Regions from separate parts of the Homo sapiens genome. Here regions 1, 2, 3, 4 and 6 are each linked to region 5. The links are chromatin loops, found by intact Hi-C in ENCODE. Cell type or tissue: mammary epithelial cell. All regions are shown on one strand. Region 1 has its middle 5.3 kb from the start of DIRC3-AS1. Region 2 overlaps DIRC3 (disrupted in renal carcinoma 3). Region 3 overlaps DIRC3 (disrupted in renal carcinoma 3). Region 4 overlaps DIRC3 (disrupted in renal carcinoma 3). Region 5 overlaps IGFBP5 (insulin like growth factor binding protein 5). Region 6 has its middle 140 kb from the start of DIRC3-AS1.

Region 1 (4,000 bases), 590 kb after region 5:
GAATTCTCCAAACTAGGGCTTCTTAGGCTGGAGCACATAAAATGGAAAACTAGTTCAACAGAAAGAATAGTAATACAAAAGGAATAGAAATCTTTCTGTACATATAAAACAATAAACAAAAGAAGCCCATGAAACTCCCTTAATGCCTCTCACAGCCCCCTGGGTTAAGGACTGAGCAAAGGTTTGAGGCATTTTCTTTTTCTGCATCCAAGTCCTTATTTTCAATTAACACTCTCATCACATCCCTTCCTGGGGACAGGAGCCTGAGGAAGCTTGAACAGGTAGGGACCATCTGGACCAGCTGCACTGGCTGTAGTCTGGTTGTTTTAAATCTCACCTTGCTCCTTCCCTCTGGTCCCTCAACTCCCTTCTCCAGATGCTCAGGCCTATATGTCTTGATCTCATGAAAGCTCTGAAGCTCTGTGACCTTTTCTGACAACTTACTCTCTGTGCTGATTTTCTTTTGCGTAAAGCACCTGCCATATGGACACATCTTCCTAGTTACCCTCTCATCTGTGAGAGTCCACTGGATTGGAGTACCACAGTTAGGTTCACAACCCTGAGTCTGTACGGAGTCTCTGAGGTCATTACCTCTCTCTTTGTGCCAGTATAAGGGATGGTTTTTTAATTGAGATCTTTATTAATTTTCACATGTAACTTTTACACAATAGATAATATATCCCCACAGAATAATATTCAGAATATACAAAAGGGAATACTGTAAAAAGCCTTATGTATTCAGTTCCTTTCTAGTTTTGCGTATTTTTTCCAGAGAGGTTTATTTTCTGTCTCTTATTATTCCTTTTAAAAAATACAAGAGCGAATATGCAAAGCATATTGCTCTACACTGGCTTTTGTTTTAAGTAAACCTTCTGTTTTAGAATAGCTTTAAATTTATAAAAAATTGCAAAAGTAGAATAGAGAGTTCCTATTAACCCCCTACACACACACACACACACACACACACCACGTTCCTCTAATAATAATAGCTTAACATTAGTAAGGTGCATTTGTTGCAATTAATAAGCCAATATTGACACATTATATTTAATGAAAGTTTGTACTTTACTCAGATGTTCTTTGTATTTACCTCATGTCATTTTCCTGTTGCAAGATTACTTCCACAACACTACAGTTCATTTAGTTGTTGCGTCTCCTTAGGAGTCTCTCGGCTCTAACAGTTTATCAGATTTTCCTTGTTTTTGATGACCTTGACAAATTTGAGGAATGCTGTCAGGTATTTTGTAGAATGCTCCTTGGCTGGGATTGTCCTGAGGTTTTCACACCGTTAGACTAAGGTTATGGGTTCACACAGAGGTAAACTGCCATTTTTCGTATCAAAGGTACATGCTGTCAGTATGACTTACCACTGGATATTAACCTTGATCACCTGACTGAAGGTGTTTGCTAGGTTTCTTCACTATGAAGTTACTTTTTTTTCTCTCTTTGCACACTCTTTGGAAGGAAGGCACTAGGTACAGTCTACACTTCAGAAGTGGGATTTATGCTCTATCTCCTTAAGAATAACTGCACAAATTATTTGAAAACTTTTTGCATAAGAGATTTGTCTTTTCTCCCCCATTTATTTATTTATCCAGTCATTTATTTGAGTGACATAATTTGTATGTTGGTATAATGTCAGATAATTTCCAGGATGAGTGTCTTAATCCATTAGGGCTGATGTAACAAAATATCATAAACTGAGTGGCTTGTAAACAATAGAAATGTATTCCTCAGAATTCTAGAGGCTGGGAAGTTCAAGATCAATGCACCAGCATATTCAGGGTTTGGTAAACCTTCTTGCCGTATCCTCAGGTGGTGGAGGGGTGACACTCTCCCTGGGGCCTCTTTTATTAAGGGCACTAATCCAAATCACTAGGGCTCCTCGCTCAGAGCCCCCAATCACCTCCCAGAGTCCCTAGCTCCTAACACCATCACCCTGGGGGTTAGGATTTTAACACATGAGTTATGAAGCAATGTAAACATTTAGTCCATCGTAATGAGGAATTGCGGAGTCAGAGGAATATGTGCTTGTCCTTTTGATGGATGTTGACAATTGCCCTTCAATGAGATGGCTCCAGCATACATTTCCGTAAGTGGTGGGTGGGCAGTGCCTATTTCACCCAGCTTTTCCCACATGGTGTATACATAAATTATTTTATTTTATTTTTTCACAGGTCTTAAATGTGGGAAATAGTCTACAGTTTGGAAGACACCAGAGAAAAATGCTCCACAGCTCGCCCTGGTGACTCACTACAACTTATGGGAAGATGTGAGATTATTCTGTATTCTAATGTATGTTAGAAGGCACACTCCACCCAAAGCCTTCCTGTGTGTTCCTCCCTGTGAGCTCACATCCCGTTCACCAGCTGACTGGGAAGGGAAGTCAGGACCAGCCCTGACCCCATCACACCATCATAACCTCGGGATGGCAGGGCTGGAAGGCACCTCAGACGTCATCCTTTGCAGACTCTTCATTTTACAGTGAGAGGCATGACGTGTCCACAGCTGGTTAGTGCCAAAGCCTGGGACAGGCTTCACATTGTCCAGCTCTTAGTCAGAGCACTGTTGACAATGTCTGCCTTCACTTGGAATTCAGCACCTGCTTTCAGTATAAACCCCTGCATTTCACTAAAACTGAGCAGACTGCTGGTTTAAAAAAGAGAGGTCCATCCAGCAGGGATGATGCTTTTCCTCGTTGAAAGAGGACATTCACCTAATGGGAGACCTGGAGTCAGAATCTTTCTGATGTGTGACTTGGCACAGTAACACAATGCAGGATGCTGGTGTGTTAATAAAAATAAAAATTGCATCGCCTACCTCAGAGTCGACAACAATGTCAAGGAGTTAATGTGAGTACATCTGAAAATGTTACTAATCATGATGATGATATCAATGTCTTTTATTTGCAAGTTCCATTTGTTTTTACTGAAATAATTACTCCTGAGTGGGGCTAGAAGCCAAGCACTTGACAAGTTTGCTCTTTGAACCAGTATGGTTGTGATGTGATTTGGAGTTCCTGCTACTCCTCTCCTCTAAATTTCTTGGATTGGAAACTGTCACTCTTCAGTTAGGAATGCTGAACGGATCCCAATGCTTTAGCGGTGGCCTGGACAGAATGAACTAGGGAGGCTACCACATTTGTTTAAAAGTGCACTGTTCTAGACATCTCTATAAGGAATAAATTACTGGGCTCTGTGCTAATCTGTTTGTATGGCTATAAAGGGATACCTGAGGCTGGGTGATTTATAAAGAAAAGAGATTTAATTGGCTCATGGTTCCACAGGCTGTATAGGAAGCATGGTGCCAGCATCTTTTTCTGGTGAGGGCCCCCAGAAGTTTAAAATCATGGTGGAAGGTGAAGGGGGTGCAGGTGCATCACATGGCAAAAGCAGGGGTGGAGTCAGAGGGCAAGTGTTCCATGCTCTTTTAAACAACAACCAGATCTTGCATGAACTCAGAGCCACAACTCAGTTATCACCAAAGGGATGGTACTAGGCCATTCAGAAGGGATCCACCCTGATGAATGATCTAATCACATCACAACCATACTGGTTCAAATACAGATGTGCTGATTGTTAAAAGACCGAACTACTTCTTTACTGGTTGGTAAATAGTCACTGCTTCAAAAACCCAGGGTGACACCCCATTTTGATCACTTCTTGTTCACCCCATTTGTGAGGGAGAGATTCCCCACCCTACACAGAATGAGATGGCTGAACATGATACCCAACAATGGACAGATGAGATTAACAGCAGTTTAGTAGTCACATTTACTCACAGCTCACAGGAGGAGGATGCCAAATGCCTTGCAGGGCCACATGGAGATTGCACTTGGGAATAGAGTGAGCAAGCAGAGGCTGTAGGAGGCCGACTCTGCAGTAACAAGAGGGTGAAGTGCCCCCTGATTCCCACTGGAGGAAGTAGTTGGTTTGTCTGAATACTTTTGTAGGCTTGCAGGGAACTAAAATTCACTAGGTTGAAGGCCACGTGGTGTGCA
Region 2 (4,000 bases), 970 kb after region 5:
CTGTGGGAGGCCGAGGCGGGCGGATCACGAGGTCAGGAAATCGAGACCATCCTGGCTAATACGGTGAAACCCCGTCTCTACTAAAAAATACAAAGCGGGAGCCTGTAGTCCCAGCTACTCTGGAGGCTGAGGCAGAAGAATTGCTTGAACCTGGGAGGTAGAGCCTGCAGCGAGCTGAGATTGCACCACTGCATTCCAGCTTGGGCAACAGAGCGAGACTCAGTCTCAAAAAATAAAATAAAATAAAATAAAATAATAAAAAAAAAAAACAAGAAGTGTTTGGGTAATTCCTTCATGGATTAATGAGGTATGGGTTACTGAGGAATCACAAGAGTGGGACGGGTGACGTTATGAGGACAGGAAGAGAGACCTGAGCTACCATGCTTAGCACCCTGGACATGTGATGTCCTGTGCTGTCTTGGGACTCTGAAGAGAGTCCCTACCAGCAGGAAGGCCCTCACTAGATGTGGCTGCCCAACCTTGGACTTCATAGCCTCCATAACTGTAAGACATAAAGTCTCTTTCTTTATAAATTACCCAGTTTTAGGTATTCTCTTATAAGCAACAGAAAACAGACAGAAATTATCACGGATCATCCACATGGGCCCAATGTAATCACAAAGGTTCATAAATGGAAGAGGTCATCATGAGAGTCAGCTTCAGAGTGATACAGCCTAAGAAAGACAACCAACCACTGATGAATTGAAGATGTAAGGGGGCCCTAAGCAAAGGAATGTGGCCAGCTGGAGACAGAATGACACGGATTCTCCCCTGGAGCCCCCAGATGGCTGCCTCCACACAGCCCTGACAACACCTTGATTTTAGACTCTGACCTCCATAACTGTAATTAATAAATTTGTGTTGTTTGAAGCTGCTAAGTTTGTGTAACTGTTTACAACAGCAATAGAAACTAATACACCATGCATAGAAAGGAATTAAGATATGATAAAAGTAGCATTTCAAATAACTGGAGAAGGGTATAGTATTTGGTAATATATAGACAATTAACTAGTCATCTGGCTAAAACACTAAACAAAATCAAATTTCTATGCCATGCCATTCACAAAAATAAAGTCCAGATGGATTAAAAATCTAAACAATGTACACGTAAAAATACTGGAAGAAAATATCGGATAATGTGTTTATGACTTTGGAATAGGGAAGGGGAAAGACATAACCAAAAAATGAATAAAGTTTACAACAGTACAATATAAAACACTTCTATACAAAGACATCACAAGCAAAATCAAAAGGCAAGCAAAAAATGGCAGAAATACGTTTTCATCTTACGTATATTCTTTGAATTTTGTTGTTTTATTTTTCTTGACAGTGAATGTGAATTAGTTCATTAATTAAAAACAAAAAAAGGCAAAAAGAGTTGGAAAGAATCTCCTCTACCACCCTCTTTTCTTCCCAGGAATGAACTGGAATGAAAGGAAAAACTTTTTAAAATCAAAAACACTATGAGAACACAAGCCCGTGTTTTATTGAAGCAAAGAACAAATTATGATTTTGGAGGGCATTTCCTCATACAATCTTTCCCACATCCTCAAGCTCCTCTTTCTTGAAGACACCTGTGGAATGAGCTAAGGTCAGCCTGTGTTCATAGGAAAGTACTGCTGAAAAGCTAACCTATGTAGGGTCAGCCGAACATGTGGCAGAACTGGCCAATTATCTCTCCTTTTCCCACATCTTCCTGGGCACACAGCTAGACTACGTTTCCCAGCATCCCTTTGCAGTTAGCTATGTGCACATATCTGAGTTCTGTCCAATGGAATGTGGGCAAAGGTGCCACCTCTAGGCCTGGCACATGAAAACCTCATGTACTTCATGGTCTGTCCTCTTTTGCTGTTTTAATAAAGATGAATATGCAAACTTGGAAGACTTGAAGTTGCAAAGCCATAAAATGGAAAGAACTTGGATCCTTGAATCACTGCCTAGAGAGTCACCCACTGATCAGAAACACCCATATTGGGCTTTATAAGAGCTAGAAAAAAAGTTGTATTTGAGCTCATATACATTTTTGAGCTTGCGTCTGATTCAGTAGCTAGTATTCCCTTAACTAACTCAGAAGCCAACCTGGCTTCTTTTGGCAAATTCCTTGGTCTGACACCTCCCCCAGCAGTTCAACTGAGCTAATTATTAAGCTAATGACTTCAACTGCAAATCCGTCCTTCTATTCTTGACTTTATGAGTCCCTGAGCTGGGACCCAGCAAACCACATTTCTGCTGTGCCTAATAGTTTCCTGCTAAGGTCTGCCAATAGAGGGCACTAGAGAGAGAGACTGCAAGGCTGGAAGAGGGGAGAAGGTGCCTGCTCCCTTCTGTCTGCTTCTTGTTCCACTTCCTTGCTTCTCGTTTCTGGAGGTGTTACCGGGCCACGTTCACCCTGGCAGCTGCATTTCATTCCAGTAGCAGCCACTTTTTTCCATCACCCAAAGTACCATCCTCATTATCTTCCTCTGGGAGACCAGCATCAGCTGGTAATAATTCCAACGTCTTTCTTTCTTTCCCTGGCCCTAAGGATGGTACCCCTTCCTTGCAGTTGCTACTCTGTGATGTCTTTTTTTTTTTTCTTTTTGAGATGGAGTCTCGCTCTTGTCACCCAGGCTGAAGTGCAGCGGCACTATCTTGGGTCACTGCAACCTCCGCCTCCCGGGTTCAAGCAATTCTCCCACCTCAGCCTCCTGGGTAGATGGGATTACAGGCGCACACCACCATGCCCAGCTAGTTTTTTGCATTTTTGTAGAGGCAGGGTTTCACCATTTTGGCCAGACTGGTCTCAAACTCCTGACCTCAAGTGATCCGCCTGCCTCGGCCTACCAAAGTGCTGGGATTACAGGCTTAAGCCACCACACCCGGCCAACTCTGTGATGTCTTAGGGTTCCCTTTGAACATTCAATCCCTAGTTAACAATTCTTTAGGTTAAATTACCTCTGTTAAAAACCACACCAGATATTTTGTCTCATAGCTGGGTGCTGATTTATACACCAACACGTTTGGAGCTACCTGGGGTTTCTCCATCATCCCAATGGTAATGATACCACAGTATGAGCCATAGATTTCTGTCTTCCTCCGTCCAGCACCTGAGCCTTGCCTACCTTTTGCCACATGCAGAGGAGAAGCAAATCACAAAACGTGTCTCCCTGCCTCCTGCTGGCATTCAACAGACCTCACCTAGGGCTGCAAACTGGAGCTATGAAGACCCAGCAGAGTATGTTTTGTCCCCTATGCCCACAGTGGCATCGCTGGGACGACCACACATTGGAGTACCACCTCCACTCCAAGGAAAAGCAGGGGAGCCACAGAAACAAATTCTCCACTGCTGCCCTTTGAAACCATGCTTTGAAATGTCCACCCAATTTACCCCCTTTCTGATCTAAATTCTACACCAGAGTAGGGGACACATAGCCTAGAAGGAAGGGCTGCTGTGACACTGGAAGCTCCTTAAAGACCAGATTTTTTTCATATGTGTCTCCCGTCCCAAGGCACAAATATGAACTTGCATCTGAAGCTGAATAGCTCTTTAGATAACGCATGCTTGCATTTATTCTCTTTGCCTTTCGCATAGTAGACATTCAGTGAGCCTATCAGGACTGGAGTGGAATGGAATTAGATTGGGAGGAAGCTGCCAGTTGAAAAGTCACTTTTTCTAAAAAGCCTTCTCCTATTCCCCTGGAGAGAGGGAGATGCTTTTTATTCCCTTCTCTGTGTTTCCACAGCTCTTGGTGCTTCTATTTCATCCCCTGTCATGCCGAGTTGCAATTTATGTTTCCTTTCTGCCTTCCCAATATACCAAGAACCTGCCATATGCAAAGTCGCCATGTCTTTTTCATTGTTGTATCTCCAGGCCTGGTACCCGTAGGTGTTCAAAGGATAAGTAAATTAATGAACAAACCCTAGCCTAATGGAGCAGCTTTTCAATCAAAATGAATTATAGCTCTAAGTGCATTAACCTTTAGAGGTAAATAGATGAATAAGAAATGTGCTAAAGGGCACT
Region 3 (4,000 bases), 690 kb after region 5:
TTTAGTTCACTCTACTGAAGACTTGGATGTTGAAAAGCTCCTTTTATCTCTGCATCCTTCTCTCTCCAAGGAATGAAGAAAATCCCATTTCTATTGTCATAGAAAGAGTCTAGAGACCATCTTTTAGGGTCTGAATTTTTTGTTGGGATCTTACTCTCCAAATAGAATGGTTTATCAAGGCTTAAGAAAGATTTTGGGAAGCAAAATGTTCTCCTTATTCACATATGTCCGATTGTGCACAAACACATACATCACTTCCACTCTCTTCTTGGTGGAAGAGAAACTAATACAAGGAGTCAGCGGATGCATACTAATGGTGGAACAATAGGCTAAAGTTCCCTGGGCTACATATTCGTTTGTCCTAAGTCCTGGTTGTTGAGTCTTCTTCATTTTGAGATCTGGGCTGGAGGAGAAATCCCTCCCTGGAACACACTGCCCTTGCAAAAGAAGGAAATGAGCTGTGTAACCTGATGATGTTTTTGAAAGTTTCTGCTCAGATGTAGCCCACGTAACTTTTGCTCACTTTCCATTGGCAAATGCAAGTCATATAGCAAAAGCCGATCTATGGGATGTGTGTGTATAATTCTCTTAAATACATGGAGGTTAACTGAGTGGGGACAGTAATGGTACAATACCCATCGAATAGTAACCTCCTTATCATCCTTCAAGAAGCAGCTAAAAATGTCATCTCTTCAGTATCATTCCATGGAAACATCTATCTCCCTGTTCTGTTCTACAGCATTACAACATTGAGACTTTCAGGACAATGTGCTGATTCCCCTACTACTTAGTGAGCCCTTTGAGGGCAGTGATAGTCTCTTATTTTATTCTATCTTCCCGTTACTTAGAACAGTCCCTGGAGCCTAGTACATTGTGCTATTATTGCTTACTTAGGGGAAAAAAAGGTGGTGCAATAATGCATGGAATCAGTCTTGAAATCCAAGGAATATTAAGAGAAAGTTATAAAGGAGGAGATGGAGAAAGACCAAAAACTGACTTTTGCACTTTTAAGTTGAGCTGTGTGTGTGTATATATATAATAGATATACAAGAAATATAGATGAGGCAGCTGCATTTATAAGCCTAAAGTTTTGGAGACATTTTCAGGGTGGATATATAAATTTGGCATACATTGGCAGTCATCAGCACATAGACGGTGTTATCACCTAAGAAAAGAATGGAGAAAGAGATGTTTATGATGTGTTTCCCATTTCCCACTTCCCACTTCCTGACTTGCCCAGAGACTGTAAGTCAGAACCTCTCCTTGGACAGACTCTTTTTTTTTTTTTCTTTGAGAGGGAGTCTTGCTCTGTCACCTAGGCTGGAGTGCAGTGGCGCAATCTCGGCTCACCGCAACCTCCGCCTCCTGGGTTCAAGCAATTCTCCTGCCTCAGCCTCCTGAGTAGCTGGGACCACAGGCGTGGGCCACCATACCCAGCTAATTTTGTGTATTTTTAGTAGAGATGGGGTTTCACCGTGTTAGACAGGATGGTCTCGATCTCCTGACCTCGTGATCCACCCGCCTTGGCCTCCCAAAGTGCTGGACAGGCTCTTAAAGTGTCTTCTAAAAGATCAACCTTGGTTGACCGTAGGTTTTTCATTAGAATGGAGACATATACTCAGCCTCAAAACTCTAATTTGACCCTCTGTTCCTTTGGGCTTACTTCTGCATGGAGCTGGGTTATATTATTATAGGGACCTTCAAAGTGCATTACCCGTCACCCCCGGACGCCTGTTGCATGAGCCATCCAAACCACATGTCTGTCACTCTCTTCCCTCCTCTTCCCCCATTTGTCATGTTGGTAGGATGACAGCTTTGTATTGAGTGAGTAATGAGGGCCAGGCATGATGACAAATGCCTTGCATGTGCTATCTCATTCCATCCTCACCACAACCTGGTGAGGGAGGCATTGACTCAATTTACGGATGTATTCAAAGCTCAGAGAGGTTAGGTAATGTGCCTCAAGTCAGCACGAGTAAGAAGCAGGTCTTTTGAATGGAAGTATCTCTCAGTGCAGATTCCATGCTCTCCATAAGCCACCAAGCTGCCTCAAACACAAACAAATCATTGAGAGCTGAGTCTTCTGGAAAGAGATATTTACACTTTGCAGGTAAAGAAACATACGCACATACACACGATACGTCTATATCTGTGTGTAGATATAAGTATACTTGGATTTTTTAAAAAAACAATATGTTACATAATTTCCTGCATTCTTAAATAGATAATGAATAATATTTAATAATTCCTCCATACTTTTATTTCATGTCTGCTCTGTGCCTCGCATTGTGTCAAGAGCAGTGTTTTGAACTTATTTTGAATTAACTGTTGTCCTCCAAAACTCTTAAGGGTTTGCGGTTTAACTGAAGAGAGGTAAGCTACATGCTGCTCTATGATCACCCTGACCCCCAATGTGATGGTATTTGGAGACAGGGCCTTTGAGAGGTAATTAGGTCATGAGAGTGGAGTGCTCCTGATGGGATTAGTGTCCTTCTAAGAGACAGGAGAGAGCTTGCTTCTTTTCTGTCTGCTCTCAGCTATGCCAGGACATAGCCAGGAAGAGGGCCTTCACCAGAACCCGAACAGCCTGGTACCTTGATCCCAGACTTCCATCTTACAGAACTGTGAGAAATACATGTCTGTTGCTTAAGCCAACCAGTCAATGGTCTCCTGTTACAGCAGCCTGATTAGTTCAGACACATACACATGTATGTATAAAAGAAGAACAGATCATATTAAGAGGAATAAGATACTTCTTTTTAAATGTTAAAGGCCTTCTAATTTGCAAGTCTTTTTCCTGTGTATAATTTCATTTGATCTTTGAAATAATTACCGCTATTTAGCAGACAAAAAAAATTGAGGCTGGGAAAATTTCAGTATTTGTTGAAGATTACACGACTAGTAGATGCCAAAGCTGGGAAATAAAACCCAGGTTCAAATCCAAGATTCCCTCTGGTAAAGTGAGGCTGACTCTTTACGGGAACAAGCTTCTCTCCTGTTCTCCAGGACCTCTGAGGAAGGAAATCTCACTCCCTTCTTCCGGCACCCAGGAACCTCGCTCCTTTATAGGAATGAAGTTCTGGTGTTCATTTTTGCTAAACTGCACTCGTGGGTTTGGCTGAGTGATGCCTGAGGCTGGGGGTGGCGGGCAAGAGAATGTGTGTGCCGTGTAGCTCCTGCCAGCCCTGCAGAGCTGGCATTTTCTACAAGAATGCTTGCTTCTCAGAAACACTGTTGATAATGAGGTTGCTCATTTTTAAAATGCTGTAACTGATATTCTGGGAAAACAAACCTGGTTCCAGAAGTGCAGCTGTGGTGTTTGGATTTAAGCTTGGAGGTAGTTGTTTAAGATGAGCTTTTAGCTGGCCTGACGACCTGTCAATGGACTGCGACGGGGCGGCACAATCAGGCCATTGTACTAACAGAGAAATCTCAGGGCTCTTCAGAGCCTAAGAGGATTGTGAGAATTCCTGAACCTGGCACCTACTAAAGTGGACTTTTCACCTCTTGGGACCCTGGTAAAGATGAAGAGAGAGAGAGTTTCAAATCAAAAGAAATGTGCCACGGATTACAAGAAATCCCCTCTAGCCTCAGTCAGACTTGGAGGACATGCAAATGCATTTGAATGGAGGAAGACTATTTGGGGCCCCTGGGAAACAGGGTGGCACAGAGCAGTTTCCTGGCCTCGAAGAGGATGCAGTTTTCCAAGATGTGGGGTTTGCTTGTGCATCTCCATGCGCAGGGCAGGGGGCTCAGCACAGTAATAACCAGAGTCACACACCATAGGCAGATCCCTGGCTCTGCTTGGAGGGACAAAGATTCAGAGCTGGGCGGATCATCAATAGACCATCTACACCAAGCCCCTGACTCCTGAACTACATTCTTTCCATCATACCCGTCACTCCATGTCTATTTTCTCAGTATTGAATGAGAAAGGAAATGAATGTTTACTGCATCTAATTATGTGCCAGGTGCCTCATTAAGTTTATAATGGAAATCA
Region 4 (4,000 bases), 710 kb after region 5:
CAAGGCTTGGGGCTTGCACCCTCTTAAGCCATGGCCCGAGCTGTACATTGGCCCTTTCAGCCATGGCTAGAGCTGCTGGGATTCAGGGCACCAAGTCCCTAGGCTGCACACAGCAGGGAGACCTTGGACCCAGCCCACTAAACCACTTTCTCCTAGGCCTCCAGGCCTATAATGGGAGGGGCTGCAGTGAAGACCTCTGACAGGCCCTGGAGACATTTTCCCTATTGTCTTTGGGAATAACATTCAGCTCCTCGTTACTTATGTAAATTTACGCAGCCAGCTTGAGTTTCTCTCCAGAAAATGGGTTTTTCTTTTCTGTCACATAGTCAGGCTGAAAATTTTCCAAACTTTTATGCTCTGCTTCTCTTATGAAACTGAATGCCTTTAACAGCATCCAAGTCACATCTTGAATGCTTTGTTGCTTAGCAATTTCTTCCACAAGATACCCTAAATCATCTCTCTCAAGTTCAAAGTTCCACAAATCTCTAGGGCAGGGGCAAAATGCCACCAGTCTCTTTTCTAAAACATAACAAGAGTCACCTTTGCTCCAGTTCCCAACGAGTTCCTCATCTCCATCTGAGACCACCTCAGGCTGGGCCTTATTGTCCATATCGCTATCAGGCTTTTGGTCAAAACCATTCGACAAGTCTCTAGAAAGTTTCACACTTTCCCACATTTTCCTGTTTTCTCCTGAGACCTCCAAACTGTTCCAACTTCCGCCTGTTACCCAGTTCCAAAGCCACTTCCACATTTTTGGGTATCTTTTCAGCAACACCTCACTCTACTGGTACCAATTTACTGTATTAGTTCATTTTCACACTGCTGATAAAGACAAACCTGAGACTGGGCAATTTACAAAAGAAAGAGGTTTATTGGACTTACAATTCCATGTGGCTGGGGAGGCCTCACAATCATGGCAGAAAGTGAAAGGCATGTCTCACATGGTGGCAGCAAGAGAGAGAACTTGTGCAGGGAAACTGCCCCTTATAGAACCATCAGATCTCATGAGATTTATTCACTATCACAAGAACAGCACAGGTAAGACCTGTCCCCACGATTCAATTACCTCCCACTGGGTCCCTCCCACAACAAATGGGAATTTAAGATGAGATTTTGGTGGGGACACAGTCAAATCATATTATCATATAAGCAGGATCTAACTTTAGCATATGCAAACACTGTATATGTGTGATTCTTTGAATTGCCCTGCAAGCCAATTCTAACATCTTGATGGTTCCCTTATTAATTATTGAGCAATATAAAATCTTTGACATGTGCTCATCTTACAATATCTAGGTGTTTTGGTTTTACCTTTTAAGAATAGATTAGCTAAAGAGAACACACTGCATGTCAGTTTTCCCAGAGCCTCACCATAAGCACAGCTTTTCCTCAACATTATGAAAAAATGAAACTTTTCCTTAGCAACATTGCATAGTTATTTTTTACATTCCTGTCCTCTTAAAGGGTGCCCCATTTCCTTTCCCTCTCATCTCCCCTTTTATTCCCCTTTCTGCCACCCCAGCCAAGTGGTCTTCATCCATTCCCTTGCAAAATTAGTTATCTCTTTTTTTGCCACCCCCACCCCAAAATTAATTTTCTATAAAAGCCGATACTCATCATCATTACAGTGTAGCTGAGATATAAACATTAATGTGCACCCTTTCGTACAGCACTTCTCTAGCATTTTGCCAGGGAACAAAGGTTTCAGCTAGAGAAAAAAAATTCTAAAGGTTGAGACTTCTGGGAGAAAATCACAGATCATTTCGTAGTAAAGTATAAAGGCTTTTCAGATACTCTGAAATCAGACTTTGTCACCTTGTGTCCCCCCACAAAAAAATAATATTTTTGAGTGATAACCAGTACCAAATAGACAAGTCAGGCTGTTTACCAGTGGAACAGCTCCAGGTTATGAAAAATAATGCTGAAGGACAGGGTCCTTTGCTAGAAGAATGTCACTTGAGGTACAATACTCTGTCCTAAACAGTCAAACAACAGACACACAGTAGAATAAACATGTTGAGCACACAAAATGAAGAATAACAATGCATTGAGTGTGTGTGTGTACAGTGTGAGAGGGAGGCAGTGTCAACTCTCTGCTGCCACCTGCTCTGGAATGGAAGACGCTGGGTGTTCAGAAGACAACCACATTGACTTTCCTACCCTGGCTCTTCGTGATCTGCCATCTCCAAACTTTTTAAGTTTTCACACAGGGCACATGGAAAAGAAGACAAGCAGCACTTTCTGAAAACATGAGTAATGGGAAGGCTTGATCAAATGAGCAGGCAAGGCCATCCCAGGGGCTTCTCCTGATATTACTTCTCTTCATGATGTAACCTGCCCACTCTCTATGATCCGCAGTTAAATTGCTAAGATAGGTTTTTGGGTTGGACCCAGAAACCGTCAGAGTCTCGTGGTCTTAGGGATCAGGATTGCTACTACCTCACCCCCCCCCCCCACTCAGTTTAAATGGGGACAACTGATGTCTAGGGACACTTCCAGAGGTCTCAGGCTATAATTAGCTGATGAGTATCCAATCTGAGGTCTTAGATATAATGAGCTGTAGCCGACAAGGAGAATTCAGGCACCAGCACTTACCAGATATGGCAAGCTCCACCTCTCTCTTTATTCCCTTCATCTTGCTTCTGCCAGCACTCCCACAGACCTCGTGCAGGGCAGTGAGCCCATGGGAAAGAGCCAAGAATTCCTTCATCTGGGGCTGTGCCTCTGCAACCCTGAAGATTTAGGGCCAGAGATGATCCGCTTTTCAGAACTCAACAGCCAATCTTTGGAAAGAACCTATGACTCAATAGCAGCCATGCGATTCAGCCTGCACCCCTCCACCCCTCTGCCCTCACACCCCCAACTTCCAAATATGGATAGAGTTAATGTCCCACTTCTGAAACACATGTGATTGTACAGTCATTCTTCAGTCACACCACCTGAAGATGATTTAGTCCATGGAATTCATCAGAGAACAAAGAGCAAACCAGCTGCTGATTGATTGGGGTGGTGTCAGAATCAGAACTAGAACACAGAGTGGGAAATATTAGGGCCAGGAATGCATCAGCTCATTTAATTAATTTTCTGAGAATCTTTGGTTCTAGTTTCTCTTCTGCTCTTCTGTCTTATCTCACTACCAAATGAGATAATTTAAAATAATGTATATAAAAGTGGTTTGAAAATAATAATATGGAATATAATTGAAATAATAATTGGAAAAACAATGAAATGAACATAATATGGAATATCTATTATGCACTGGCCAAGTGTTTTATATAAATTATTATATCTAATCCTTAAAGCTGAAGCTCAGAGAAGTTAAGAAATTTGCCTATAAACACAGAGATCTGTCTGATTCAGAAGTTCCTCTTTTGACAGTGCAGCTATACATCTCCCAAGCTGTTTACTTGGGGTATAGACCCTGATGGCTGTTCTAATGCTCTTCAGCTTTTGGGCTGGCCCCTCTAGCTGTCTTAATGAAATACAAAACAGATCTCTACAGTGTCCCAAACAAACTCCTTCATATGCCTCCACACTCCAGAACAACTAATTGCCAACGAGGAGTTAGTGATGCAATGGCAAGGTGGGTGGCTTTGTATGAACAAGAACAAACAAGGATCTTGCCTGAAGGACACATACATTCCACCAACTCCTATGCCAGGAGACTCATTTCCTTTCAAATACCACCCATTTTACAGAACGTGTCAGTGCCCTGAGTAAGCCCCACCAGCTCTGTGTCTTTAGTTTCCAAACCGGGCTGAAACAGTGGGTGTTTAATCATTGTTTTTATGAGCTCCTGTATGTCAGCACTTTGACAGATGTTTTAAATAGATCAACTCATTTAATGCACTAGTACAAACATGTGAAATATCCCCATTCTACTGGTGTGAAAACTGAGGCCAGGAGAGGTCAAATTGGAAATTCTACATCCCTGATCAGAGCCACTAACCAAGATGCAAAAAGCAACGAAGAACCTCCACAGCTAGTAACTGACAACACG
Region 5 (4,000 bases):
CTCTCCCTAAATAAAATTCAACCTGAGAATCCTGGTACCCCTTCTGGACTCTCACCCCCTCTTCCCAGTCATGTCTTGATGTCCCAGTACCTCGATTCTGCTCTATCAGACCCTGCTGTGACGACTCATCAATAGGGTGACATCTCTGGTAGGTGGAATGCAGGATTCTAGGGATTAGTTAAAAGGGTCATGTTCTGGGGTAAATTGACTTTTCTTGGTTGTAGCGCAAGTGAGATTGGCAGGAGGAAGGGAGAAGCATGGCTGGTTTGGGGACTTTGTACAAATTGAAAGGCTGGGGCTCCGTTATCTAGTAACACAGGCCTCACGCCAAGGCTCAGATCTTGGAGAAGAGGGAGTAGGGAGAGGGAGTGCTAACCATTGCACAGAAGGGCTTTTGGGCACGTCTTATGGAGGGACTGGAGCCGTGCCACTCAACCTCAGCATCACCACGCATTTTAATCCTCAAAAAGTAGTTGACTACTGTAGGGGGAGGGGCAGACAGGATATGGTGGCTACTGAAAGCCTGGAGGGGGTTCAGATTGGAGAAGCCTGGACCCCTTCCTCAATCAAGATTGTAACTGGATAAAGTGAGGGCAGGTGGGGGAGTGGGCTGGCTGCTGACCAGCGCATGCGTCTATGCGTCTCCTTCAGTGGGCTGCCCCAGCCTGGCCTGGAGAGCCAACACATTGTCACCTCTTCAAGGGGAGACAGCCTGGGAAGCTGGCTTCTCTCCTGTGGCTGGTGTAGCAGTTCCTGGAATCCTTTCCGTAGGCCATTTAGTCCATCCCCCTGTGTCCAAGCAGAAATAAGCATCTATCTCTCTAGTTCTTAAGGACATCTGAAATGGGGGTGCCATTCCATCCTCCTCTGGCTACCTGTTGGGGGAGGCTCTGTCCATTTGGTCAGAGGGTGCCCTTTTCCAGCTGTCATTTTAGCTTATTCTCTCTTTGGCCTTGGGGGACACAGAAGCATGGTGGCCCACAGCCTTCCCTCAACAGCTCTTCTCAAGACCTTTCACCTTTTGGGACTTTTTCTAAGAAGTGCTGTGGGCTGTCCTTAACCTTGAGTCACCCTTTCTGGGAGGGGGATGGGGCTGTTGACAACGGTTTGATAAACCTTGGGGTAAATTTATTTTGACCTCTCTTACTCTTTTCTTTGAAAGTGTTCAAGTACTGCCCCGGGGCCAAGCAACCATGATACTGGCATACAAAATGTAGATTCTTGTATCTCTCTTCATTTAAGGAACTCAAAATGCTTTTGCAAACTCTCTCCTTTTCCCAGCCTCCCCAAGGCAAGTCTCCTGAGGGCACACCTTCCCCAGCTTTGCAAGCTTTTTGGCTGCTTCTGAAGAGCAGGCTTAACATTTTGATGTGCCTCCTGGTTTCTGGTGCCACTTAACCCCATGGGACCTATTCCTTAGGCAGCAGCAGAGTCCAGTGTCGAAGATACTAATCAGGGTCTTGTGGTCACCTGTAGGCTCCAGAGAGACAGCGGAAACTTGGAGGGGAGCCAGGGCAGAGCCATGGAGATTAAAGGGCTGGAAAGTAAGACTGGAGCTGAGTGCCAGAAGCAGCCAGCCCGACTCAGCTGCTCTGTGGCTGAGTCATAAATAGGCTTTCAATTGTGGAAGGCTTTGCGTTTTAGATAAAACAAGAAGGAACAAGTAGACTGGCTACTCTGGAGCTATTTCATCAAGAGAAAATGAACTGAGGTTGCAGAAGGGATCTAGGCAGGATACCCGGGAGGACTTCCTGGTGAAGATTGTTCTGCACGTGAACAGCAAAAGAACTCAACAGTCTGCTCTGGAACCTGTTTGACAAACAGGTCAATATCTCCATGTGGCCAGCAGAGGGCGTGGGAGACTGACACCCACACAGCATGGGCACACTTCTAGGGACTGGAAGCGTTTTTTGTTTTTTTTTTTTGAGACAGAGTCTCCTTCTGTCGCCCAGGCTGGAGTGCAGTGGCGCGATCTCGGCTCACTGTAAGCTCCGCCTCCTGGGTTTACGCCATTCTCCTGCCTCATCCTCCCGAGTAGCTGGGACTACAGGCGCCCGCCACCATGCCCGGCTAATTTTTTGTATTTTTAGTAGAGATGGGGTTTCACCGTGTTAGCCAGGATGGTCTCGATCTCCTGACCTCGTGATCCGCCCGCCTTGGCCTCCCAAAGAGCTGGGATTACAGGCGTGAGCCACCAAGCCCGGCCTGGAAGTGTTTTTAAAATCTGGAATTTGGAATTGAGAGCGGTGGCTCATATCTCTAATCCCAGCACTTTGGGAGGCCAAGGTGAGTGGATTGCCTGAGCCCAGGAGTTCGAGACCAGCCTGGACAACATAGTGAAACCCCGTCTCTACAAAAAAAACACAAAAATTAGCTGGGCATAGAGGCGTGCGCCTCTAGTCTGAGAAACTCAGGAGGCTGAGACCGGAGGATTGCTTGAGCCCGGAAGGTGGGAGGTTGGAGGTAGGAGGTTGGAGATTGGAGGTTGAGGCTGAGGCTGAGGTGAGCCATGATTGCTCCACTTTGATAGCTCCACTGCACTCTAGCCTGGGGGACAGAGTGAGACCCTGTCTCAAAGAAAAAATAAATCTGGAATTTGGGTGCCTCCCTCTCCTACTTCTGCAATAATCATTCAAATAAATCCCTTCCTTCTGTTTGTGTGTCTGCAGGATATATTTAAAGAGTCAGGGAGACAAACAAGCGAGGCCCGGAGAGAACCCATGTGTGGGAGAGTGAAGGCAGGTGAGGGAGAGGGGAACAGGGCTTGTTTGTGCATGGCATTCTGCTGTTTCTGTAACCTCCAACTGGAAAATGATCCAGGAAGGAAGAGAGACATATTCCAGACTTCCCCGCCCATGAGATGCTGTTCTGAGAGGTTTTTGCAGAGGATGGGAAATGTGGAATGCTCAGCATCCATTTCTCCTGCTGGGATCTATGGAGGCCAGACCTTACCTTCATAACCCTATTCAATGACTAAGGGAGGGGATGATGATAATATTATCTGGATACAGTATTTACCTTTGGGGTGGGATCTAAATCTCTGGCTTCTATATAATACCTCCAGTCCTTCCCACTGGCTCTCCAATGCCTCTGGCCCCTGCCACATTTGGGTGGCCAACTCAGTCCTCTTTCATTCATAAGGAGTTCCCCATACACCCCAGTGCAGCAGCATCCACAGAGGCACACACAGTACATCAGCCTCTCCCCATGGTAACATGAACACGTGTTTGAGGATTGCACCATCCTCTATGTCCTGGCAAACACAGAGAGTGTCATGATGCAAGCCCAGCTGCTACAGACCCAGAGGCATCTTAGGGTGAGAAATACTCCATGCTGCACAATTGCACAACGCATGTACCCTGCCCAAGCTCAACCACTTTCTCCAAACCTGCCCTTTTGCCACGGCTGTTCTCTTCCAGTAGAGTCTGAAGGGTTCTGACTCCACCTTGCTTGCTGGTCACAGCAATGGATGGATCCAGGAGACCTGCCTGCCTAAAATCTAAACCCCCCGCCCCCGGACCTCTTAGCCACACCCCGGTGCTATTAACAGCCTGTTCCTGGGCTGGTGTTAGTTTATCACTCTATCTCACTTGACCTAATAATCAATTGTAAGAGAAAACTAGGTGACCCAGATATTGTGCCTTAGCTTACAAAAATCGAAGAAACAGAGGCATCCTTGAAATTCACAGTCCAGGAAGAGTGTCGGGCTTTGCCAGGCCACCCAGACCTGGGGAGATTCTCCCATCTCCTTTTCTAGACAGAAGATAAGATGAGGACGCCTAGAATCTCTCTACAAAGAATGAAAAAGGGAGCTGAATTTGTTCTGGGTTTCATTCTAGTCCCCCCTGTGGAATTTAAACAGCCAACTTCTTACGGGCAGAGCTTTGTCATTTCTCTTTGTCTCACCAGCATATAGTATTCAATAAATAACCTTTAAATGGAGAGATGTGTAAATCTGCCCAAGAGGCAAAGAGAAGTAGGTCTGGAAGTATTTCTGTAA
Region 6 (4,000 bases), 460 kb after region 5:
TGCCTTTATTTTTGAAGAAATGTTTTGCTGAATATATAATTTTTGGTTGTCATTTTTTTTAACTTTTAGTGCTTTGAACGTGTCAACATGTCATCCTATTGTATTCTGGCCTCTATAATTTCTGATGAGAAACCAGTTGATAATTACATTGAAGGTCACTTTTACAAGATGAGCCACTTCTCTCTTTCTATTGACTTTGGCTTTTAATCATTTAATTACATGTCTAGGTATAGATCTTTCTTGTTTTATCTAGCTTGGAGTTTGTTAAGCTTTCTGAATGTTTACAGCAATGGTTTTTATTAAATTTAGATATTTTGGCCATTATTTTTTCAATTTTTTTTTCCCTTTTCTTCCTCCTCTCCTCCTGGGGTTTCCATTATATATAGTTGTTATTGGTGCCCCACAGATCTTTAAGGTTCTGCTCCGTTTTCTTTATTTTTGTTTCTTTTTTTGTTTCTGTTTCACAGAGTGGATAATCTCAGTTGACCTATCTTTAAATTTGCTGAGTCCATCCTCTGCCTGCTCAAATGTTATGTTTAGGTCCTATAGTGAAATTCTTATTTCAGTTATTGTATTTTTCAACCTCCGAATTTTTATTTGGTTCTTTTAAATATTTCTCTTTTTATTGACATTCTCTATTTAGTGAGACATCCTCTGGGTTTTTAGACTTTTTTTTAGTTTTTTAAAAAAACACATTTCAAATAGTTGAATAAAAGTCTTTCTAGTAATATCTGGGTTTCTTTTGGAACAGATTTTATTAATCACTTTCTTTCTGTGTATGAACAATACTTTCTCATTTCTTTGCATGCTTCATAATTTTTTGTTGAAAATTAAATATTTTAAATAATATAATTTGGAAATTCTGAAAATCAGATACTTCTCTCCAGGATTTGTTATTTTTGCTCATGTCACTGTTTTTGGTTTCTTCAGTGACTTTTGTAAACTAACTCTGTAAGACGTATTCTTGCTGTGTGTGGCCACTAAAATCTCTGCTCAGTTATCTTAGGGGTCAACTAGTGATTTGACAGACATTTCTTTAAATGCTGGGTAGCAATAAGCCTTTCAGTGTTTTCCAGCTGTGTGCATGTTTGGATAGCCCTTAGACACTCAGCCAGGCAGCTTAAAATTCTGCATTATCTTCATTTCCTGCTTTCCAGAATCTTAAGACTAGCTGGAGGTGAGAGTTTAGGGTCTTCTTTGGTTGTTCGTGAACATGTACACAGCTTTGAGCATATCCATAGTTTTATACATGCATGTGACTTTCTAGGTTCCCCAAAATTGGTCAGAGCTTTTCAAAGCCCCCATGTAAACTTATTCCCACCTTTTCCTTTTAATTTTAAAGTTTTATTGTTGTTGTTGTTCTTAGCCATTGTTTGCCCCAACTGTTATCTACTGTCTTAGGCAGCCTCAGAAATAAATAATTGTCCATAATTGTTTTCAACAAACACCCCTAAAAGAAAAAGCTTTTTATACTGGGCCAGTGCCAAGTCAGTTCAAATACTCTCAGCTTTGCAAGTGGAATCTTCCAGAGAATCACCAGACAGGTCAAATTATGATAATCTCTGGGAATTAGGTTTTGAAAGAATGCCAACCCTCTTCTGCGCCCTCTGGTGGCCTCCAGCCTGCTGATTTTTACTCAGAAAGCAAGGTATTGATTTTCAAGGCTTTCATGGAGTGGGAGAGATAAGAATTAAAATAGGGTAAATTTAAAACACCAGAAATTCACTGTTCTTACCAAGATTTAGCTGTTTTTCTTGACTAAATCTTCCCTGATTGATGCAAACTTTTAGTTAATTTCCAGAGTTCAAAAAAAGTTGATTCTGACTTTTTTTTGTAGGTTTTAAAAATTGTTTTATGAAAGGGAAAATTTTCAGAGGTCCTTACATTGCCATGTCACTGGCATCACTCTCTGTATAGTTTATTTAAAAAGGAATGTGCAACTATTTTTTCAAGTGATTGTACTATTTTACGCTCTCACAAGCAATGCATGAATGTTGCAATTGCTCCACCAATATTCGGTGTTGTTAATCAGTTTTATTTTGGTCTGTTAGATATTTGTGTGAAGGTTTTTTGTTTTTTATCATTTTTTGGTGGTTTTTTATGAATTCCAATTGATTAATTTGTTTTATATTTAGATATTTTTGTATTCCATCTAAAAAATAATTTCCTACCTTAAAATACCAAAGATAGTCTACTATCTTTCCTGCTAGAAGCTTTATAGTTTATGGTTTTACATTTAGGTCTATGATCTAGCTCAAATAATTTTATATATGTTGTGAAGTAGGGGTAAAGGTTTATTGTTTCCCATATATATTTTATATATATATATTATATATATTTATTTGTTTCATTACTCTGTCCTAAAAAATATTATGCATTCTTCACTAAATTTTCCTGATGTTTTATGTTAATATCAATTAACATATGTTTATTGGTCTTTATTTCTGGAATCTCAATGATCAGTTTTGTTAATCTAATTTTCTATCCTCGATACCAATATTACATTAGATAAATTACCAAGGCTATGTAGTCAACCTTGGGATAAGGTTATCTGAGCTACCTAACTTTGTTGTTTATTTCAAGAATTTTTGGTCTAGATTATTTGTGTGTTTATATATTTTAGAATTTACCATCACTTTCTTGAAAAGGACAAAGGGAATTTTTAATCTATAGGTCAATTTGGGAAGAATTGACATCAAACAATGTTAAATCTTTCAATCCGTGAACACAGCATATCTTTCTATTTAGGTCTCCATTAATTTTTCTCAGCCTTATTATACAGTATTATATAGTATTCTTACATGCCTTTTGTCAAGCTTATCTCCAAATTCTTTATGCTTTTATATGCTGCCGAAACAGTATTTTAAAATTACATTTTAAAATTTATTTTCATAATTGTTTTTTTGTATTGTTTACACCTCCTGAAAACTTGCTAAATTTACTCGTTAGTTCCAGTAGTTGTTTTATAGATTACTTAGGGTTTTTTTATGTAAACAATTCTGTCATCTACAAATAAAGACAGTTTTACTTTTTACTTTTCCATCTGTATATTTTTAACATTTTGTCTTGCCTTATCGCACTGGCTAGGACCTCTAATACGATGTTGAATAAATATGGCTATAGCAAATATTTTTGATTAGTTCTCAATCTTAGGGAGAAGGTGTATAATATTTAATAATTGATATGGTATTAATGGTAGAGTTTTGGTTTTGCTTCTTTGGATTTGGCAGAAAGGGCTGCTTTTTTCAGTTTGAGGAAATTCCCTCTGTTAGTTTTCTCAGAGTTTTTAAAATAATCATAAATGAGTGATAATTTTTTCAAATGTCTTTTTTTCCATCTATTGAGATGATTATATAGTTGGGTTCTTTTTTATTAGTTAAGTTATTGTAGGAATGCAATCTTGCATTCCTAGATATCCTAGGTTGCATTACTAGGATAAACCTTACTTGGTCTTTTAATATACAGCTTAATTTGATTTGCTAATTATTTCTTTCTTTCTTTATTTTTATTTATTTTGAGATGGAGTATCACTCTGTTGCCCAGGCTGGAGTGCAGTGGCGCAATCTCGGCTCACTGAAACCTCTGCCTCCCGGGTTCAAGCGATTCTCCAGCCTCAGCCTCCTGAGTAGCTGAGACTACAGGCACGTGCCACCATGCCTAGCTAATTTTTGTATTTTTAATAGAGACAGGGTTTCACCATGTTGGCCAGGGTGGTCTTGATCTCTTGACCTTGTGATCCACCTGCCTAGGCTTCCCAAAGTGCTGGGATTACAGGCATGAGCCACCACACCCAGCCATTAATCTATTTTTAAGAATTTTTCTGTCTATGGTTTGAGGAGATGTTGGTTAGTAACTTTCTTTTCTTACAAGGTCTTTGGAACTTTTGATAGCTTGTTATTAGAGTTACACTGCCTTCATAGCATAAATTAAGGAGTGTTTCCTTCTTTTCTATTTTCTAAAATAGTTTCCATGTGATTGATTTCGTTTCTTATTTAAATGT

The links. Peaks named below come from ENCODE experiments on the same cell type or tissue, not always from the same donor. Only the 100,000 strongest peaks of a DNase experiment are listed, where the experiment ranks them.
Region 1: a loop joins it to region 5, with 5 times the contacts of the local background. A loop is called at or near these places in 6 of 110 quality-filtered maps.
Region 2: it touches region 5 in a loop (4-fold over the local background); 9 of 110 quality-filtered maps call a loop at or near these places.
Region 3: a loop joins it to region 5, with 6 times the contacts of the local background. A loop is called at or near these places in 12 of 110 quality-filtered maps.
Region 4: it touches region 5 in a loop (4-fold over the local background); 10 of 110 quality-filtered maps call a loop at or near these places.
Region 6: a loop joins it to region 5, with 8 times the contacts of the local background. A loop is called at or near these places in 12 of 110 quality-filtered maps.

What each region holds. Positions count from the first base shown.
Region 1 is chr2:217,275,421-217,279,420 of GRCh38, forward strand. No RefSeq gene overlaps it. Among named protein-coding and RNA genes, the nearest start is that of DIRC3-AS1, 5.3 kb to the right of the region's middle. In mammary epithelial cell, no CTCF peak of the experiment used is centred here; a DNase peak (open chromatin) is centred at 2,451.
Region 2 is chr2:217,648,675-217,652,674 of GRCh38, forward strand. The region is part of intron 2 of DIRC3 (disrupted in renal carcinoma 3); the gene reads right to left. Among named protein-coding and RNA genes, the nearest start is that of DIRC3, 140 kb to the right of the region's middle. In mammary epithelial cell, a CTCF peak has its summit at 2,266 (motif pointing right); a DNase peak (open chromatin) is centred at 2,267.
Region 3 is chr2:217,368,743-217,372,742 of GRCh38, forward strand. The region is part of intron 8 of DIRC3 (disrupted in renal carcinoma 3); the gene reads right to left. Among named protein-coding and RNA genes, the nearest start is that of DIRC3-AS1, 88 kb to the left of the region's middle. RefSeq lists an enhancer at 1,254-2,453. In mammary epithelial cell, a CTCF peak has its summit at 1,902; a DNase peak (open chromatin) is centred at 1,859.
Region 4 is chr2:217,391,046-217,395,045 of GRCh38, forward strand. The region is part of intron 8 of DIRC3 (disrupted in renal carcinoma 3); the gene reads right to left. Among named protein-coding and RNA genes, the nearest start is that of DIRC3-AS1, 110 kb to the left of the region's middle. In mammary epithelial cell, a CTCF peak has its summit at 2,097; DNase peaks (open chromatin) are centred at 2,786 and 3,656; H3K4me3 peaks cover 855 bases; H3K27ac peaks cover 1,805 bases.
Region 5 is chr2:216,680,802-216,684,801 of GRCh38, forward strand. All of the region lies in intron 1 of IGFBP5 (insulin like growth factor binding protein 5), which reads right to left. LOC124900515 (a long non-coding RNA gene) reads right to left here. Exons shown (of 2, transcript XR_007088080.1): 2 at 438-4,000. Among named protein-coding and RNA genes, the nearest start is that of IGFBP-AS1, 12 kb to the right of the region's middle. In mammary epithelial cell, a CTCF peak has its summit at 1,845 (motif pointing right); DNase peaks (open chromatin) are centred at 1,690 and 3,260; H3K27ac peaks cover 1,400 bases.
Region 6 is chr2:217,141,244-217,145,243 of GRCh38, forward strand. No RefSeq gene overlaps it. Among named protein-coding and RNA genes, the nearest start is that of DIRC3-AS1, 140 kb to the right of the region's middle. In mammary epithelial cell, a CTCF peak has its summit at 1,600 (motif pointing left); no DNase peak of the experiment used is centred here.